2 separate regions of the Homo sapiens genome follow, and region 1 is linked to region 2. Evidence: chromatin contacts called from ENCODE Hi-C or POLR2A ChIA-PET data. All regions are on one chromosome and are shown on one strand. Each heading gives the region's core, a stretch centred on a gene start or an enhancer-like site at or near the end of the contact. The rest is flanking DNA. Distances are from core to core; before and after follow the strand shown. Region 1 has its middle 250 kb from the start of LINC02388. Region 2 has its middle 280 kb from the start of LINC02403.

Region 1 (5,641 bases), core at 254-2,753, 160 kb before region 2:
GCACTGAATAAATACTTGTTTACTGATATCTCCACAGGGCTATTAAAATGATGAAACGATAATATTAAATGACTGCACATACTCATTGTCATATTCTTGCATATTCTGAGATTATTATACTTACCCTGTTCATTGTCAGAAAACCTCAGAGTTGAACATAAGACATCTGTATTTAGAAAGCAGGCTTTGTTAGCAATAGAGTTATACAAATGTGACCACAAATATTACTCATTAGGTCTTACAGCTCCTAGACCACATGCCTTCATCCTTGGTCTATCAAATATTCTAGACATCAGTGACTAAATACATATATTTTACAAATTTACTTTAGACCGTATGTTCATCTTAATCCATCAAGGAAATAAAAATTGTACCATGAATCCCTTCACTTTCTTTTTTTACACTAAACCCAAGAAGTCAGTAAAATGTAAAAGCTAAGCAGTTTCTAATTTCGGTTTACACATTTTCTGTAAACTGCAAAAATCCACCAGAGGAGGATTTTTATGTGTAATAAAAAACCTGCATAGCTTTCTCAGAAGGGGGTTTCATACCATACGATCCCTCACCAATCTAGAAAGAAAATGCAATTCCTGATCTGTAACTGCTAGCACACCCACCTGTCCCTTCTTCCCTAATGAGATGAAATTATAACGGGGAGAGCAATTTGCAAATATCCTCCCCTTGGCTGATTTATGCTTCTACATTGTGTGTCAAATCCTTTCTGAATCCTTTTTGTTGCATATATGAGAAGACATTTAGAAAAAGATTTTGGAATGCCTTTAATCTTCTAAATCAACAATAAAGAAAAAAATGAAATAAAGGTCAAGGTTTTGATATACTGCTTCTAAAGTACATCCCACACTGAGTAAAACACCATGAAATCATCTGTCAGAACTGACTTTCTTCCAGAGACTACATTCCAAGAGCGTGAAGAGAGCAAAGTGGCTATTGGATGGTTTCCTTAGATTCCAATGCACCTTAATCATATTCACAAGACTGTACGTTTTCATCACTGCAGGAGCTGGCAGAATTTTGTGACAATTCTGGGAAATGCTTTCAGATGGCCCCTTCTATGAATTATGAATGTTTCACAAAGCTCTATGGTAAATGGAATAGCCTTGTTCTCCACAAATGCAGGGGTGGATTAAGAGGTGGCCTTCCTTTGTTTCTTTGCCTTGAAATTTAATATTGTTTGCAAACAGAGAAATTAAATCTCGATGAAGGTAAGTAGGCTTTAATTAGTTGTAAACAATTATTTTGTCTTATGAAGAATTACATTTGTTTATTGTATTCATTAGAGATTGTATAAATACCACCATTTTCTTTCCAGACTGTGCTTAATGTGATATGAATAGATTTACAAATGACTGCTTTTAAAAAACAAAACAAAAAAAACAACTCAGTTCTCATTATTCATTCTTGTTGTTTTCTATAAAGTCACCACAAATGCTGAATAAGCAAATACTAAACCATTGCTCCTAGGGGAAGTACAGTGTTAGGTTCCTGCAAGCCTCTAGTCACACTTTTGTGAACCTTGTTTCATGTGTCTCTGTTTAAATACATCTTATTTAATATATAGTGTTGACTCATTAACATTGAACTCAGCCACCAGCACCATGACTCATGCCTGAATGAAATTTATTTAACACATGTATTTTCTCTGTAAGGCACATTACAGTCTTCTTCCACTGAGGAACAATAGACAACACTTCTGCACTACACTTGGGGACAATTTTAAACACTGAAATCACCGACAAGTAAGCACAAATGTGAAAAAATGGCACTCAATAGACTGAGAAAAGGACTCTTGTTTACAATATAAAAGATAAACAAGAAGACAGAGCATTGCCTTGCTTGACCTCAGCTGGGAACATGTGCTTCAGATGACTCAAATTCTTCCTGCTCTGCACATGTCCTTGAATGGCCATGAAAGCACTAATAGTGTTGATCTTGGGGTTATGAATAAATTTTAGCAAGTAGGAAAACTTACAAATACCAATTTCTCAAATAATGGGAATCAACTATATACATAGTCATCTGAGACATCTCTCTGCTCGAGACCATTTTTCACCTCAAAATAGTGGCCAGTTGTTAGGACAGAGTCAGGAAAGCCTGCTCAGTTACTGTGAGATCTCTGTTCCACTGTAGTCTTCATTCTATTTCTGCAGACTCCAAACAGTCTTATAATAAAAGTTACCTTCCTCATTTCCCTTTGTTTTATAGGTTCCCATGGGTGAATTTGGTGTTACAGCAAGATTTGAAACTGTCTGACCTGATAGGGGTGAAAAGAATCTGGCTGGACTGTCCACCTCTCACTGTGGGGGCAGCTCCTGGCTTAGAAGTTCTAGACCAGGTCCAAAGGCTGTTGACAGAGAACCCACATCTTATCACAGGAGATTCCAAGGAGTCACACAGATGGCCCCACGGAGGGTCAAGCTGGAAGAGGAAAGGGAAGGTGAAATATGAGAGAAGCTGAAAGGATATACAGCAGGAAGACAAGCTTTCAAGGAGCTTCAGTGTGTGCATCTGCATTTAGACCACAAACAGCAACAGTGCTGGAATTTCCACTCTCTGAGGTGTTAGGTATGACAGTCCCATGGTAGGGAAAGTTATTTAGAAAGAATCATGCAAAATTGAAGAGAATGTTTAGAATGTTTATTTAATAAGCATCAAGTTTTGCTCAAGCTTAATAGATTCTCAACTGTGTGACTTTAGGAAATACAATCTGTACAGTGTTTCTGAAGTAACCACTTACCAGACAATAAAACAAATCATACAGCTAAAATAAACATCTCAAAATTATCTGCCCAGCCCTCAGCTTCCCAACCACTCTGCACAGATATGTGTCTATTTTATACCTAAATATTACCCAAAGTGGAAACTTTTAACTATCCACCTATACCTCATTTCTGTGTTTTATCACAGTAAGTCCCAATTCCATGAATTTGCTTTTGCCATTTTTATGACACATCAATGGCTGTCCAAAAGACTCCAGAAATTATTCAACTTCCAGTAGGTCACTGAGAAAGGCCAAGAGAGAAAATTTCCATCAAATGGGTACTTTCTTCACCAGAAATAGGGGTGGAAGACTCTCTCAACAAGACACCACAGAAGAGGTGGGTGGGTGGCAAATTTCTTCTTTGTTTTTCTTCTGTAGTGTTCCATAGATGCCTCTTCCATGACAGTTTTACTATGTGATAATTATTTGTTAATATGTTTGGTTTTCCTCTAGATCCCAACCTTCCTTGATGAAAGGATGCTAGGTGCTCAATAAATGCTTCATGAAGAAATGAACCCAATCACATGCCAGGTCTGCTTCTATCTATACCATATCACCTACATTTTTGGCTTTATTAATTAACAAAGAAGTGGGGAGGGAGTACAAATCTATTTATTTCTAAGAACTCACTCTGTGCTAAAGTCCTCTGAGCAACATGTGGGCATCAGGGTCTGTCTGCATCCCAGTTAATATGTTTTCACTGAGCTTCCTTTCCAGGCTGGATGCACACAGAGTGCCAATGAGAGTGCCTAACCCTACTTGGACGATCTGTCCTAGTCCTTTGGAAGCTTCTTCCTCTGACAGGATACTGTCCTAGAGATTATCCCACTGCCCAGGGAAACTCTGGTAAGGAGGCAGAGACCTATACCCAGTCCCCAAATCTCATCTATGATTCAGGCATGACAGATCATCATGGCTACTGATCCTTCTCTGCCCTCTTTCCCATGCAAGTGATCCTACAGGATTTCTAGTATTCTAAAGGCAGCCCAGAGCCATAAAAGCATTTAAAATAGCACTTTCTGAAGTAAGGGAAAAGTACTTGATGTGGAGTCTGGAGATTAGGATTCAAAGCCAAGTTCCATCTCTTTGGAAAAGTCATTGGTTAAGTTTGAGCTTCAGTTTCCTCATCTGTAAAATGGATGCAATAATAACTATCTTGTGAAGTGCAAATAATATAATGGGTGTGAAAAGATTACATAAACTAAAAAGTTATACACATGTAAGTTAGTGAATGTAACTCAGCTCTCACCACACAGGCCTTCTATCTGTTCCATTAAGTTCATTCCTGCCCAAGTCCTTTGTGCTTGCCTCTCCATCTGCCTAGAATGCCATTTGTTGGATTCCTTCATGACTAATTTCTACTTTAGTCATGTCTACTCAAATGTCACCTTCTCAGAGATAATCTCCCTGGCCCTTTATCACTTTAACCCACTTTATTTTTTCTTGCAGCACTTATTGCTTATATTATGTTTGTTTGTCTACTGCCTCTCTCTTACTGAAACACAAGGGTTTTGAGGGCAAGGACTTTGTCTTTTGCTGTGTGCCTAAAAGCTATAATGACCCACAAATAGTAGGTGCCTATTAAATATTTGTAGAATGAATGAATAGATGTGCAAATATAAGCATAGGAACAAAAAACATCTAATGATGAGATGCAATTATAGCCTGAGAAGTAATGAAGATGAACAGAAAATATTTGATCTGGAATTAACCCAAAGCAGAATTTTAGAATTTTGTAAACAAAGTTCTATCAATTTTTTCATAAGCATAAATTATCAACACTTCAAATTCATATGTAGATTATAAATTATTGCAAACAACAACTTGCCCTTATCTCTCTGCATGCCCCCTCTCCTATTGCCAACCAGAGTACTCAGTGAAACCGGATAAAATGTTAGTTTATTTGTCTATAAAGACATCACTTCAATGCAACGCCCCTGACAACTTACTAGAGTATTGATTTAGTATTAATTCAGAGAAAAGGTAATAGCCCCTAGACAAATTAGACATTGTTTGTGTCTACAACTATATTTCTTGGTGATAGCTTGTTCAAATAGACCCAGTGCTTATAAAAATCTGCTAAAAATCACAGACTGGGTTGGAGAGGAGGGCTCAAGAACTGCAATGTATGGAGGAAAAATACGTGTTCCTCCATGAATTTCTCCCTCTTCCTTTCTCTCTTCTTGCCATCACAACCTTGCAGACTCAATAAAGATGGTGATAAACTAGGAGAGGGGAGATGATGGAGGGACCTTTGGAAGAAGAAAGAGGAGAATAGAAAATGAGAGGATGAAATCTAAGTGAGCGCATATGAATATGGCAGGAGATCTATGAGTCAAGAGGACCTGCATTGAATGTTTATCTTGTCAATGACCTATACTAATGAAAGCCAACTGCACAAAAAAAAAAATACCTACAGGAATCTTGCAAACTGTAGAAAAAATCATGAGATGATTATTTTAGAATATGGACACAAATTCTTTATTTAAAGCATTAAGTACTTTTAATCTATTCCTTCTGCAAATATGTATTAAATGCTAGCCATGGATATTACTAAACCATGGAGATTATTAAAAAGAGCCTGGAATCCCTTCCCTCTCTCTCTTGCTCCCTCTCTCATCATGTGACACACCAGCTCCCCCTTCACCTTCTGCTATGATTGAAAGCTTCCCAAAGCCCTCACCAGAAGCAGATGCTGGTGCCACACTTCTTGTACAGCCTGCAGAACCATAAGCCAAACAAACTTATTTTCTTTATAAATTATCCAGCTTCCAGTATTCCCTTAGAGCAGTGCAAAATGGACTAACACAAAGGGCATTCAACAGGACAATAGATGAAAGGCCATTGCAGGTGGAGGGGAAA
Region 2 (5,566 bases), core at 1,950-4,449:
TGAAACAGAAGAATTAAGTAAAAGTTTGCTTATGTTTAAAGATACATAAATTAATGCAGCCTGAAGGCAATCTCAGCTTTAATGCCAACAAATCATACCATTTTTACAAGGTTTTGCCTACTGATTTTACATTAAAGAATGGATAGCTAATAAAGCAAAAACAAGCATCTTCTTACAAAAACATATATATAGCAAGGATAGAACAAATAGACCTTTTTTTCGCCATTGAATTAAATTCTTAGCTACAGCAATTAGCAGTTGCCAAATGATCAATACCTGAAATTGATTCGCTTGGGGAACTTGTGAAACTAGATCTTGACAGCAGGAGATTAGTGACCATCAGCGTGCTGGTGAGAAATCACAAATAAAGAGAACTTTGGATAAAGAGTGAATCGATGGTTTCACCATGTGTGAACACTGCTCCCTTTGCAATTTAGTTGTAGAAGCTCAAAATGACTGAGCACGACTCAACAGAAGTGACCTGACTTTTTGAAGTCCTGCAAGAAACACATCACCCCTGAACTCATAAGATCTTAAGCATACCCTCAAATTCTCAGGACTACAGTCATCCAGACAAGTCCAATCTCAAAAGATATACTCTGTTTGTTTATGTGCCCCTTCATCACTAGCACATTTTGTATTTAAGCCCTGAGGCTAATTTCTCCCAATGGTGGATATCAGTAAATGGTGTTTAAACTCTTTTGTATTAATGTTGGCATTCTCTGGAAATGGATCTCACTAATATTTAGGCCCTGTGGCCACAAAGGTACAGAACCTGTCTTTGCCATGCCTCCCCAGGAGCAACTTGCAGCCTCCTTTTTGAAATAGACTTATAAAGGATACAACTCTATTATTTTCTCCTCAGAAAGTGGGCAGAAAATATTTCAGGACTGAGCTTCATTTAGTAAACATAAAGGTGGTATAAAATTCCATACAAGAAATGCAGTAATTATTGTTTCAAGTGTCAAAAACTATTGAAGGCTACTTTTTTTTTTTTTTTTTTTTTTTTTTTTTGAGACAGAGTCTTGCTCTTTCGCCCAGGCCGGAGTGCAGTGGCACTATCTCGGCTCACTGCAACCTCCGCCTCCCGGGTTCACGAAGGCTAAATTCTTTAGTGGCCCATTTTAGGAAGTAGTCCATGACCTCTCCAGGCCAACCAGAAAAAATCCACCCAGAGAACGTACCTTCTGGGCACCTGGGACTTCAGTTTAGGCAGCAGCATTTGGATGCTCTAGATAGTGCCCTGGAACCTGAAAACAGATTTTGCTGGAGACAATTAATCACTTGCCTGTCCATATCCCCTGCCCTTTAAGTGTGGCTGAAAACCCCAGATGTCACTCCAAAGAGAGCACATAAAATCCAGCTGGGTGAGCATGGTAGTGCATGCCTGTAATCCTAGCTACTCGGGAGGCTGAGGCAGGAAAATCGCTTGAATCATGGAGTCGGAGGTTGTCGTGAGCCAAGATCATACCACTGCACTCCAGCCTGGCAACAGAGCAAGACTCCATTTCAAAAAAAACAAAACAAAAACAAACAAACAAAAAAAAAACAAAGAATCCAGCTGGGTCACATACTCTGTGTCTCAGGGACACACCAGGGTCAGCCTCCTGTCTGGACCCATGGTTTCTTGCTTCCATATATTTGGTGCTATGATTCCTCTGGTTTCACATTCAGGTTCCCAATATCGGCATCAAGCACTTTTACTTGTAGACAATTTGGACTCTCTTATCTGACTTACTACTGTCTCGCTCTACCCTAGTCATTGTCAGCCCTAGCCATACAGATTAGCCCCCTGTCTACATCGTCCATCTACAAGAGAATGATTGGACATTGCCTGCCTCAACTCCCAAACACCACATCTGACAGGTCCTCCTTCTCTGTGCTCCACCTCCCTGTGGGATACTTATCAGTTACTTGAGTTTGAGGTGGCCTTCCTGCCAGGCTTTAGCCTTTGGATCTTGTGTTGGGATGGGTAAAGCTAAATGTCAGTCAACACAAGCAGCTAAATCTATACCCCCTTCCCCAACTCCTCACCCACCCCTGTGAGCTGAACATTCCCATGCCTTATTTATACCCACTTTCTTCCCCACTCTACGCCATTTCTCTCCCACTTAGTCTGCCACATTGCTGGCATAGTTACTGGACCATTCCTAGCTCTTTTCTGTGAAAATAGCAGCTCTTAGAGTGACATGGATTTCAGAGAATTGAGTAGTAGTCCAGGAGGTGGACATCTTTTCGTCTCATCCTAAGTTTAGCCATCAGTGGTATTTCATTGTTCTTTTAAAGTAGTTTTCTAGAACATCAAATACATGCATATTCATCAGCTGCTATCTATATTAGATTATCCACGCTTCTGCCTTCTTACATCAGTGCAGTTAATCAGGAGCCTTAAAAAGTAGAGTTGCCCCGGGAAGTCTGAATTTTTTGGCAAAGTAAGTGTGTGCAGAGCTAGCAGATACCCTTGCTGTATGTGTTGACCTCTCATGAAGGTGCAAAGGAAACTGAAAAGCTTCAAATACTTCCAATGATTTGAAATGATTTGGGAGGAATTTTATTTGCTCATAAGACTTCTCTAAAGGGAATTGCATTTTGAACTGTTATATCACATATACATTTTTATTGCCATTTCTGTTCACTCAGTCATCCAAATACCAAGTTAGAGCATTGGACCACTGGACACAAGGATGAATTCCAAGAAGATTAGGGAACCAGAAAAGTGCAGAATGGGTTTAATGACTCGTGGGTAAAGCATTAGTCATTGGCCATAAACCAATAGGGAACCAGAGACACTGGGAACAAATTCAGGCTACAGAGCAACAGGCTCTGCAGATTCCACTCAACAGTAAAGGCAGCTGACTCAACACTTACACCAAGTTTACACAGCAGAAACCCTAGATGGTTTATTCTACTTCATCTTCAATTTAACCTTTTACAATCAAGGTCTCCTTTAGCATACTAGGAGGACAACACCAAAAAATGATTTATGAAAACATATAATTCCCAAGAAAGAGAACAGTGACTTTTAATACCCAAATACACATAATACTTTACTTACACATAAGTAAAAGGCTGCAATAATTAAGCTTAAAGTATTTTTAATGAATGCATTGAAATAAAGCTCCTAACATAAGGGAATATCTAGTGGTTTCATGGGTGACTAGGAACTAGGAATTTTAGCTCTGCCTAATTCTGCCTGAAATGCAGGTTCTAACTTAGTCTAGGTGGATCCCTTGTGTGTTCTGTCTCCCCATTTTAGACACATGGGGAGGAATGTGTACCATCTCAGGATCCTTTCCAGGCCTTACCACACCTCTGAAGGCTTGTCTGACCCTTCCACTTGCCATAAAGTAAATTATACTCCTCTCTGTACCACTTCTCCATCCTACAAGTATTTCCTTTTTTACACATATCCATTTGTATTAGTGGTTTACCAGGTGGTACTAACCTCCTGCCCACTACCCAGTTCCTCTTCATATGCTATTAACAGAGATTCATTATTACTTAAGGCTGACAAACACACTTTGTCAGGGATTGAATTGGGCAAGCCATATGAAGTTTAGAAAAGGCATAATGACTTTAGATTAACTGGCCAGAATTGTGGTTTCCAGAGTCTTGGGAATTCTGATCCAAATGTCTTTAGTTAATTAAACAACCAGTAGGATAATCATGCAAAGAGCATGGATTTTGAAATCAGAGAGGCTTGGATTCCAACTCCAATTCTGTCTCAGATATGCTTTAATTCCTTCATTCTACAAGTATATATTATGCACCTGCTCTGTTCCAGGGTTCCAGGCATGGTTCTAGATGCTGGAGGTATAGCAGTAAACAAAACAGATAAAAGAATTTAAAAATTGTGACTCCAAAAGAAAATTTAGGGATTCTCTAAGCAGCAATTCTACCCTCTTGTTTTACAAGTGAAGCAAAAGCAATTCATGGAAGTAAAGTATTTTCCACAAGTTCATGCAGCCACTTGGTAATTGAATCAGGGTTAGAATTCAGGTCTCCTGATTTTCAGGTTAATGCTCTTTGTACCAAACCAACACATAGTCAAATCATTAATCTTAAACAAAAAGTTAATCTCAAAGTATTTATGACACTGTTTTTTAAATGAAAGTAAATTTCTTTGACTATAATGTTCTATATCACTGTAGGATGACTACAGTTAACAATAATAGCTAGAAGGAGGATGTCGAATGTTCCCAACACAAAGAAATGACACATGTTTGAGATGATTTTTGGAAAAGCTATGTCAAGAAGGTCATCAGTTAGGGAGTCTCCGTGGGCAGCTTCTCATGTCTCTTGCAGTTCCCCCACACTGCAGCACTGGTCAGCCTATTTGTGACGGAGCTCCTGACATGTCCTGGGAAGCCCATGCCTGCAGCTGCTCCTTGAAACTCCTTATATGCCTACCAAAACTGCTTTCTCACCAGCCACATCTCCCCAACCTACACCTGAGATCCAGGTAACCTTTCTTGCTCTAACACACAGCGTCTTATTACTGCACTCGCCCTAGGTTATAAAATACCAATTAGGAGTCACAGCTTCTCAATTACACTACCACAAGATTAGGATAACTAGTCTGTGGGCTTGTGCTCTACTAAAAGGCCATTTATCTACCTGATCTTGGCCCATCGTATGCCATATGAAAAGGACATGAGCTTTAGTATCGGACAGTCCTGCATTCAAATTCTCCCTCTGCCATTTTCCAGTTGTTTGACTGTAGAGAACTTGCTTGAATTATCTTGGTTTTCTCATTCCTAAGGATAATGACACCTTATTATAATGACACCTTAGACATGCAACACAAATACACAAGTCTACTGTTTATCAAATTGTTCCTTGTAGCTGTCAGCATAGCTAAAGTCCATTGCACAATGTATAATGTGTTCACCTGTAACCTAATAGCATTTTGTTGTTGTCTCCTGTTGTGTGGGGTCTAGGGCACTGCTGCTCAATCAGTGTGTCCACAAGACTTTCTTAGTATTAGGAATACTTTTCTTCCTTTTTCCAATTCTTAACAAGCAAAGAAAAGAATAGAACTATGGTTCTCAGCTGCTGGTAAACATCAAAATCAACTGTAGAACTTTGTCAAAATACTCATGCCTGGGTCCCAATTCCAAAGACTCTGATAGGAGGTCGGGGGTATAGACAACCCTATGAGTTTTCAATAAGCTCTACAGATAACTGTAGGACACACCAATGGTTAAGAATCACTGGGGTAGCCAAGCACAGTGGCTCACACCTGTAATCCCAGCACTTTGGGAGGCCGAGGCAGGTGGATCACAAGGTCAAGAGATTAAGATCATCCTGGCCAACATGGTGAAACCCTGTCTCTACTAAAAATGCAAAAATTAGCTGGGCATGGTAGTGCACACCTGTAGTCCCAGCCACTCAGGAGGCTGAGGGAGGAGAATCTCTTGAACCCGGGAGACAGAGGTTGCAGTGAGCCAAGATAGCACTACTACACTCAGCCTGGCCACAGAGCAAGACTCCATCTCAAATAAAAGCAAAAAATAAATAAAAAAGAATCACTGGGGTGAAGAATGAACGTAGTGGTAACTGGCAA

What was found. A loop is a pair of places that touch in the nucleus more often than their neighbours do. ChIA-PET counts read pairs that join two places held with the same protein, here RNA polymerase II (POLR2A). Pooled maps may share reads with other maps.
Region 1: a map of IMR-90 shows a loop between it and region 2 (7-fold over the local background). The contact joins two enhancer-like sites. A Hi-C loop is called at or near these places in 7 of 168 maps with a recorded cell type or tissue (GM23248, IMR-90, kidney and 3 more) and 6 of 50 pooled maps. POLR2A ChIA-PET finds 5 or more read pairs at or near these places in 2 of 52 experiments (AG04450 and HEK293).

Annotation. Positions count from the first base shown.
Region 1 is chr12:58,525,418-58,531,058 of GRCh38, reverse strand. No RefSeq gene overlaps it. Among named protein-coding and RNA genes, the nearest start is that of LINC02388, 250 kb to the left of the region's middle. Within about 2 kb of position 1,503, at least 4 of the 41 ENCODE cell types and tissues checked have a DNase peak (open chromatin) inside an H3K27ac peak, as active enhancers do.
Region 2 is chr12:58,362,209-58,367,774 of GRCh38, reverse strand. No RefSeq gene overlaps it. Among named protein-coding and RNA genes, the nearest start is that of LINC02403, 280 kb to the right of the region's middle. Within about 2 kb of position 3,199, at least 2 of the 41 ENCODE cell types and tissues checked have a DNase peak (open chromatin) inside an H3K27ac peak, as active enhancers do.